3 separate regions of the Homo sapiens genome follow, and all the other regions are linked to region 1. A link is a contact called in ENCODE Hi-C data. All regions are on one chromosome and are shown on one strand. Each heading gives the region's core, a stretch centred on a gene start or an enhancer-like site at or near the end of the contact. The rest is flanking DNA. Distances are from core to core; before and after follow the strand shown. Region 1 overlaps PRICKLE1 (prickle planar cell polarity protein 1). Region 2 overlaps GXYLT1 (glucoside xylosyltransferase 1). Region 3 has its middle 68 kb from the start of LINC02450.

Region 1 (2,799 bases), core at 154-2,653:
CTACAAATTCCTGAGATTTCCCAGCCCCTGCATCCAGAGTGAATGCTTTATGGTCATTCAGGCCTGCAGTTGAGTTGAGTGCATGTAGAATGGAGAGTAAAAGTGGCAATTAACAAGTTTAAACCTTTTGTGGAAAGGTTAATGTCCTATATATATTTTTTAATTCTGTGTTGATAAGGGTTTTCAATTAAACATTTCTTATTTAAAAAAAAAGTATTCCTTCACATTGCATTTCCCTTTTTCTAGAGAGGCTGTAAAATTCAGATATGGTGTCATTTTAAAATCGTGGGGGTGTGACACAGGCGAGCTAAACTTACTGTTTCACTTCCTGAAACCCTAACTCTGGAAGTAGAGAACTGGTGAGAAAGACTGTGCACTCAGTGTGGTGTTTCTGTTTTGCTTTCTGTGAAGGTACGGTATTGCCAGTCTTTGAGTGAAGAGGAGAAAAAAGAGTTGCAGGTGTTCAGTGCTCAGCGGAAGAAAGAAGCACTGGGAAGAGGAACAATTAAGCTTCTGTCCAGAGCAGTCATGCATGCTGTGTGTGAGCAGGTGAGCAGCCCCTTCTCTGATGCGTAGCTTGTGGCAGTGATGTGGATGGGGTGGACAGTCGGGGGTAGGTGACTGGACTAGCAGAGGTGTGGGTCCTGAAAGCCTCCAGAAAATGAGAGAAAGACAGCCTAGCTTTTTATTAAATAGCAAATCATGTTTCATATTTGTAACTAGCTACACTGCTGTGTATGACAGCAGGAGTCAGTCACCCTTATGCAAACATTGGGTGAAATCCTGCCTTTGGTAGGATCCTGGCATGGAGGTAGGTGCTAGGATACATCTCGTATTCAAAAGATGCAGAAACATAATGAAGACATTCAGATCTTTGCTGGCAGTTCTCAGAGTAGGAAATGTATCCAGCAGGAGGCTGGCACAGGAAAACCACTATTTGTGTGAATCAGATTACACCGTCCTTAGAAATAGTTGTAGTATGTCTGAGACACGTGCCTTACAGTGGAGAATCACCAGTAATCCAGCATTAAAGAGCTATTTAATCACTAAAAGAGGTAGCAAAAATAAATACATTCCTGACAAATTCGAGATTTATCCTAAAGTAGGAAAGCCTGAGAATCCTGTCTTTAAAAAATGATCCTTTTACATTCAAACCCATTTGTTTGTAGTGTGGTTTGAAGATAAATGGAGGTGAAGTTGCAGTGTTCGCCTCCCGTGCGGGCCCTGGTGTGTGCTGGCACCCATCCTGTTTTGTCTGTTTCACGTGTAATGAGCTGCTGGTCGACCTCATCTATTTTTATCAGGATGGAAAAATTCACTGTGGCAGGCACCATGCAGAACTGCTCAAACCACGGTGCTCAGCATGTGACGAGGTAAAAAAAAGTTCATCCTTTCACACTGGGAAAAATAAGCTTAGATTAAGCCAATATTCCACTGTTTACATCAAGCAAAATACTAAAATTTCCTGGATTTTGTTCTGTGTGCATGTTTTAAACATAATCCTGTACATTCATACAATGAAATGATCTATATTTGGTTGCTGCAAAAGTAATTGCGGTTTTTTGCCATAATGGTCAAAACCGCAATTAATTTTTCACCTTCCTGATAGAAAGGGAAGCAGATGTCTTTGTACTTTGATAAGTATTATGTCTTCAGTGGGTTGTGAGAAAATACAAGCTGCAGAAGAGCATGTAGTAGATGGTCTCATTTTTGTTAAGAATTTAAAAAACAATATGATATATGTATTTGTTTATGCTCAGAAAAGGTATGGAAAGACAAATACCAAATTAATAGTAGTTACCCTCGGGGAAGGTGGGAATGGATGATGGCTTGAAAGGAAAAATTTTTTCCCTTTAGCTTTTTATTTTAAAATAATTTTAGATTTACAGAAGAGTTGCAAAGCTATTACAGAGAGATCCTGCATGCCCTTCTCCCAGCTTCCCCTGACACTAACGTCTTACATAACCATAATATATGTATCAAAACTAAGAAATTATCAGCAGTGTAATACCATTAACTAAACCATAGTCTTTGTTTAGATTTTCCCAGTGTTTTAACAGATGCTCCTTTTCTTATCCAAGATCAATCCAGGGTGCTTCATTGCATTTACTCGTTGTATCTTCTTAGTCTCCTTCAATCTATGACAATAAACTTTGTTTTTATTTTTATACATTCATTTACTTTATACATTTTTTTCAACAATGTTCTATTTGAACATATTTTTGTTTTTGTTTTGTTTTGATTTATTTTTTTGGGATGGAGTTGCTCTCTGTTGCCCAGGCTGGAGTGCCGTGGTGCAATCTTGGCTCACTGCAACCTCCGCCCCGCGTGTTCAAGTGATTCTTGCACCTCAGCCCCCCGAGTAGCTGGGATTGCAGGTGCCCACCACCACGCCCAGCTAATTTTTTTTTTTGTATTTTTAGTAGAGGCGGGCTTCACCATGTTGGCCAGGCTGGTCTCGAATTCCTGACCCCAAGAGATTCACCTCCCTCAGCCTCCCAAAATGCTGGGAATACCAGGGTGAGCCACCATGCTCCGCTGAACATATTTTGGAAACCAAAAATATAAAAAAAATGAAAGAACCTGCCGGGCTCGGTGGCTCACGCCTGTAATCCCAGCACTTTGGGAGGCCGAGATGGGCAGATCACGAGGTCAAGAGACAGAGACCATCCTGGCAAACATGGTGAAACCCCGTCTCTACTGAAAATACAAAAATTAGCTGGGCATGGTGGCATGCACCTTTAGTCCCAGCTACTCAGGAGGCTGAGGCAGGAGAATTGCTTGAACCCCAGGAGGCGG
Region 2 (2,799 bases), core at 120-2,619, 370 kb after region 1:
AGTGGTTCTCAGCATGGAGGAATAACAAGCCCCCATATTAGACAAATGAAAGAAATAGGTATAAAAATTAGATAGGATGTAGAATTATTATTTGCGTGACATATTTATATCCCTGGAAAACCTCAACCTATTAAAACTACTATAAACATTAAGGATATATAGTTAATTTGGCTGAGTTGAAAACTAAAATACAGAAATTGCTGCTTTTAAAAGGAGAGTCAAACCATTTACTGTGCTGGCTGACTCCAGGGGTTCTTTCTCAAGTAGCGTAGTATGGTCTCCTCCTGAAAACAGTGTTGATATGCCAATTAGTTGATATCCAAGAATAGGAAAATACTTTTGTTAGCAGGGTTGTAATTCTGATAGCAAAGCTTACAGTTGTTAAAATGGGTTGGGTGAATCTGTCAGCTCTTCAGTAGCATGAGAGGCATCAGGAGACTAGGGTCTCTTTCTTGGAGTGCAGTCTTAATATTGCCAAAGCTGCCAGTCCTAACTTGCCTCTCTCTGGGATGGTGAGAGTTTATGGGACTGCATACATCTGCTAGACTGGACCCAGTTATTTTCCTCAGCAAATCTTCTTTGACTTTATATGTCATTCATGGTGCCTCTTTACAGAATTCTTTGCTTGCGTTTTCTAATGTACAAATAGCAACCTTTTAGAATATAAAATGGAAGACCCTCAAAAGAAATAGCATACATAGGAACAAACTTGAAAGAAATTGGCAGGATATATACATGTATATATACACACACATGTATTATATATATATATATATATATATATGTTTTAAATTTAATAAGATAAATGAACACTTAAATAAGTAGAAAGATACACTATGTTTTTGGATAGGAAAATCCATCATAAAAAGGCCAGTTCTCTGTGAGAATTTTTTACTACAAGTAGACACAAAACTCATACATTTCTCCTTCTTTGTTGATCTTCCCCACTCCCTCTGCAGCCTTGATTTTTGTCAATCATATTGTTTTTTAGTGTTTAACTTAAGTTGTGTATGCATTTTTTAATTTGATTTATCAATTTCAAAATGATCTATTTGAACTGCCAATTATAGAAGTTAAGCAAATAAATCAGACTAATAGCCATCATGGTAAAAAATAATAATAGCTAACACTGAATATTTACCACGTGTCAGGTGCTATTCCAAGCACTTTAAATTTATATATTAACAATTTTAATCATCAACAACTCTGACGTAGGCCCAGACGTAGGTACCAAAACTATCTTCATTTTAAGATAAGGACACAGTTACTTTCGCTTTCTTTCGTGACTTACTAGTTTTGTCACTGCCACATACAACTTCCTTTTGTTATCTTCTGTTTTACTGTACAGCCCTTCTCACATTTAGGGTTAGAAATGTCACTTGATATTGTGAGGAGTTTGCATTTCTCTTTGTGGATTTGTAATGGTTGCTGTGGGAAGAATGAGGAACTGTCATCATGCTGCCATTTTAAGCCTGAAAGTCTGAAGCTCTTTTGAATGTTTTTATCAACAGAATGATATGACAACTGTACGACTACAATGGGGAGATATACTTATGCCATTGCTTAAAAAATACAAACTAAACATCACATGGGGTGATCAAGATCTATTGAATATCGTGTTTTTTCATAATCCAGGTAATTATTTAAATTCCTTTTATTTGCATTAAAAAAATCACAGATAATACTTAGTGAAAAAGGAAAACATGCACTTATCTGATTCTGTCTTATATTAATGATTATTGCTATTTATGTTTAAGACGGAGTAAAACTTTTCTTGAATTTTGCTTTAATTGGAAGAGATCTAAATGCCAGACATTTTTCATTAATTCTTACTTGTAAGAGCTGTATTTTTTAACTGAAAGTTTTGCATAATGTTACATCTGTGGAATTAGGGGTATTTGCTTCATTGTTTGGTCTTTTCTTTATGTAGAAAGCCTTTTTGTTTTTCCGTGTCAATGGAATTATCGACCAGATCATTGTATATATGGAAGCAATTGCCAAGAAGCAGAAGAAGGAGGAATCTTTATTCTTCATGGGAACAGAGGTGTTTACCATGACGATAAGCAACCAGCATTTAGAGCTGTTTATGAAGCACTGAGAAATGTAAGATTTGCCTTTCCTTTTTTTTAACTTTTTGTTTGAAAATACTTTCAAGCTAATGGTTAGTTTACAAAAATAGTACAAAGAATTTTTACACACACTCAGCCTCATCTGTTATTAACATTTTGCCTTATTTGCTTTGTCGTTGGTTTTCTCTCTACATTTTTTTTTCCTGAAAACAATGTAGTTGTTTTTTCAGAAAACTCAACTTAAATTTGATTGTAAGTTGCATACATTAAGTTCTTTTACCCCTAAAAACTTCAGTTTTTTTTTTTAAACTAAGAATAAGGACGCTCTTTTATTAACCACAGTACATATGTCAAGCTAGAAAATTTAATACTGATGGAATACATTAATCTGCCATCCATATGGCTTTACTCTCTTTTGATCTAGAACAGTTTCTCAGTCTTTGTCTTATATGACATTGGCATATTTGGACAATAGAGCCTCTTCACCCCTTTTTTTATTAGAATGTTCTTCATTTTGGCCTGTCTAATGTTTCCTTACGATTAGGTTCAGGATATACATGCCTGCTCAGAATTCTGTATAGGTGGTGATGTGTGCTTCTCAGGCCCTCATAGTCATAGTCCCTTTTGTCTGCCCCTCACTGGTGATGTTGATTTTGATCAGTCAGTCAAAATGTCATTTATTTTCTCCACAGTGTAGTTATTTTTCCTCTTATAAGCAGCCTATGGGAAG
Region 3 (2,799 bases), core at 145-2,644, 290 kb before region 1:
CCACCTAACAAGGGACACATTCAGCTAAATTCTAGTAGGCAAGGTTCATTGCTGGTGCTCCTCCACAGAAATTTTTAGCACCTCTACCACTTGACATGATCTATAGCAGAATCTGAAGCTTCCCTCTCTTCTCTTTTCCCAAGAAAATTTCTCTGGCCTTCTCATCTGAGTCATGCTTTGTTCTCTACTAACCAGGTTAATGTGTTTAGTAAATTTTGAACATTCTGGAGACATTGTTGTTGCCAAAATAATTGGGGGAAGAAAGTCAGAGATGCTAAACATCCTGCAATAGCCAGGAATTAGACACAAGAGAAAAATTACCCTGCCCATCGTATCAATAGTGCCTCCCACTGTAAGGAATTTAATGGTGAAAATTAAAAAAAAAAAAAAAAAAAGCTTTATAGTGGGGAAACGGAAAGAAGGACTCTTCTGAGACACCATACAATGGCCGTTCTTCTGCCCCTTAGTTTTTGACTCACGCATCTCCACTAAGGTGATTCTACAAGAGAGAAAGCCTCGCACTTTTCTCCTCCACCAAGTAGCTGGACTGCACTTCACCCCACCCCCACCCCAGGAGTACTGTGACCACTTTTTCTATGCATCTGACCTCATGATCCAAGTACACAAAATAAACTCTGTGGGAATCATCCCAAGGGTTAAAGCCATTTCTTTCCACTTAAAATGGTGATGACTGACCTGGGAAGCAATAATTAAGTCTGAGTATAGATAAACAATAGGCAAGCTTGCACAACCAAATTCCTCATTGCAATCAGGTCAAAGTTAAAACTAATGACAAGCTGTGTCAAAAATAATGACACATAAAAACCTCTCAGTCAAGTGTGTTTAGTTCACAGATAGTCACTTTTAAGCATAAAACAGGTCTCCTATTCATTTGGATGTCATGAAATGGCAAAGTTGATACTGCTTAATGTAGGAAACTATTAGCTGATGCATATTTAGATTTCTGTTTAAAAACCAGAGTGTTAAATATCTTCCCCTAAAGAGACTTTCAAGTTGATCAAAGATACAGGATTGTCCTAATTCTTTTCAAATGCAGACCATCTTTAAAAAGTTAGAGCAGGAAACGTGTCCACGATTAAATAAAGTTAGATCTCTTATGATGCTTGCAATTTAAGATTTTTATCTTTTTGATGGGACTAATCCCAAAGCATTTTATTACTGGGTGAAGTCCCTTTTTCCATAGCATGGGTTCTGAGTCCAAGACCCAACAGGTCACAATTTTGCCTTTTATAATACACTTATATATGATATATAATATAAAATATAATAATATTTATGGAATAAAACTGCTCCAAGGCTGAGCTGAAAAGCACAGAAGGTGCTCAAGTGCTGCACTCCGCCTGCAATCCTGTGCATTCACAGACACTGGGCATCAGGCCTTCTGGCCCCAAACCAAGGAAGTTGCTTAAGAAAGAGCTGGCCCATTCCTGGGGTCATTTAACCTTCACTCCTCAGACAGAGCTTGTTTAAGCATTTTGCTCCTCAGATCCAGATTTTGGTCCCTGGTTCCTGAGGGACCTTTAAACCCCTAGTTTCTTGTCTTACGACCCACAGAGGACCTCTCTGATTAGAATGGAACAAGCAGATGAAGCTGGACCTGAGCGTTTTTCCATGAGCCTGAAATCTCTGTTGACATCTCCTCTGCCTCTCAGCCAGGACATTTTGAATCAGCCAGAAACTATCTGATTTCTCCATTTGATGTGATTACCTGAACACAGTGTAGCAGGAGGCCTAGACAAGATGCACAGGGTTGTTGTGAACTAAAGCTCCTTATTCCTTGAGATTAAAAGATACATGGTAATTCTGCCGCCCGAGGCCAGAGGCATCGAGTTTCTCTCAGTACAGACTTCCCCCACATTGGAAAGGAACTGTCATTAAAAACATTATTAAAGATCTGTCTCCCACGGGGGGCCCAATGGCCCCTCAGTCAGAAACCAGTGCTTTGCTTTTCTGCTGCCCACTGGCTCTTTGTTTGGAATCTAGACACCATCCCAAGTTGGAGGAGACTGGCCATAGGCTCACTGGGTCCTTTCTCAGAATTCCCACCAAGATGCTGCCTAGTAAAGGGATTGCAAACACCAGTCTTTTCCTCTATGCCAACGACTTAATTATAAGGAGCAGTCTCAAACCTTGCCGCCTTGTATCTCACAACCATCTGTGAGAACCACATCATTGCCTCTATTTTGCAGATGAGAAAACTGTGGTCTAGCTTCCATAAGTGACGAAGGGTCAAAGGAAGAGAAGTATCCAAACAAAGAGTGCAACCCAAATTATCTGGCTCCAAGACCAATGCTCCTGGCCATGCCCCTGCCCTGCAGCTGGCTTCTCAAAGCCTCCCTTCCTGGCAGCAACAGAGAGCGCCTGGCCATGCCTTCGTTCTTGTTTACTGGAGAGTTGACGGCAAGAAATCAGCAAGTATTAACCTGCAACTAACATAGGTCTCATCAGCTTTGTACATGAGTTTTTTTAATCGGACAAATCTAAATAAGACACTCATGTGGGTATTTATTGTAATTCAGCCTCCAGACCACAACTGGAGAGCATGTTGCTGCTGGTTCTTAGCAGGTCAATTAGTGGGTGGATGCTGGCATCCTCCAGGAACCATATCCTGCTTTACAATATTTAGCCTGCTCATATGCCTGTAAATTATAGGAATTGAAATACAACATATTATATACCCAGGTCCACACAACCAAAGGGAACCACCCTAATTATATTCAGTTAAAAATGGCCCAGCTCAGTCCTGAATTGTTTAGGTAATTAAGGGCAAGCCAAAGC

The links. A loop is a pair of places that touch in the nucleus more often than their neighbours do. Pooled maps may share reads with other maps.
Region 2: a map with no recorded cell type shows a loop between it and region 1 (8-fold over the local background). The contact joins two enhancer-like sites. A Hi-C loop is called at or near these places in 6 of 37 single-sample maps with no recorded cell type and 8 of 50 pooled maps.
Region 3: a loop to region 1 is called in a map with no recorded cell type, with 4 times the contacts of the local background. The contact joins two enhancer-like sites. A Hi-C loop is called at or near these places in 5 of 37 single-sample maps with no recorded cell type and 4 of 50 pooled maps.

Annotation. Positions count from the first base shown.
Region 1 is chr12:42,467,200-42,469,998 of GRCh38, reverse strand. It overlaps PRICKLE1 (prickle planar cell polarity protein 1), which reads left to right. Exons shown (of 8, transcript NM_153026.3): 4 at 412-549; 5 at 1,170-1,373. Among named protein-coding and RNA genes, the nearest start is that of PRICKLE1, 120 kb to the left of the region's middle. RefSeq lists enhancers at 336-385, 396-495. Within about 2 kb of position 1,403, at least 8 of the 41 ENCODE cell types and tissues checked have a DNase peak (open chromatin) inside an H3K27ac peak, as active enhancers do.
Region 2 is chr12:42,096,746-42,099,544 of GRCh38, reverse strand. It overlaps GXYLT1 (glucoside xylosyltransferase 1), which reads left to right. Exons shown (of 8, transcript NM_173601.2): 6 at 1,512-1,635; 7 at 1,931-2,103. Among named protein-coding and RNA genes, the nearest start is that of GXYLT1, 47 kb to the left of the region's middle. Within about 2 kb of position 1,369, at least 7 of the 41 ENCODE cell types and tissues checked have a DNase peak (open chromatin) inside an H3K27ac peak, as active enhancers do.
Region 3 is chr12:42,758,691-42,761,489 of GRCh38, reverse strand. No RefSeq gene overlaps it. Among named protein-coding and RNA genes, the nearest start is that of LINC02450, 68 kb to the right of the region's middle. Within about 2 kb of position 1,394, at least 6 of the 41 ENCODE cell types and tissues checked have a DNase peak (open chromatin) inside an H3K27ac peak, as active enhancers do.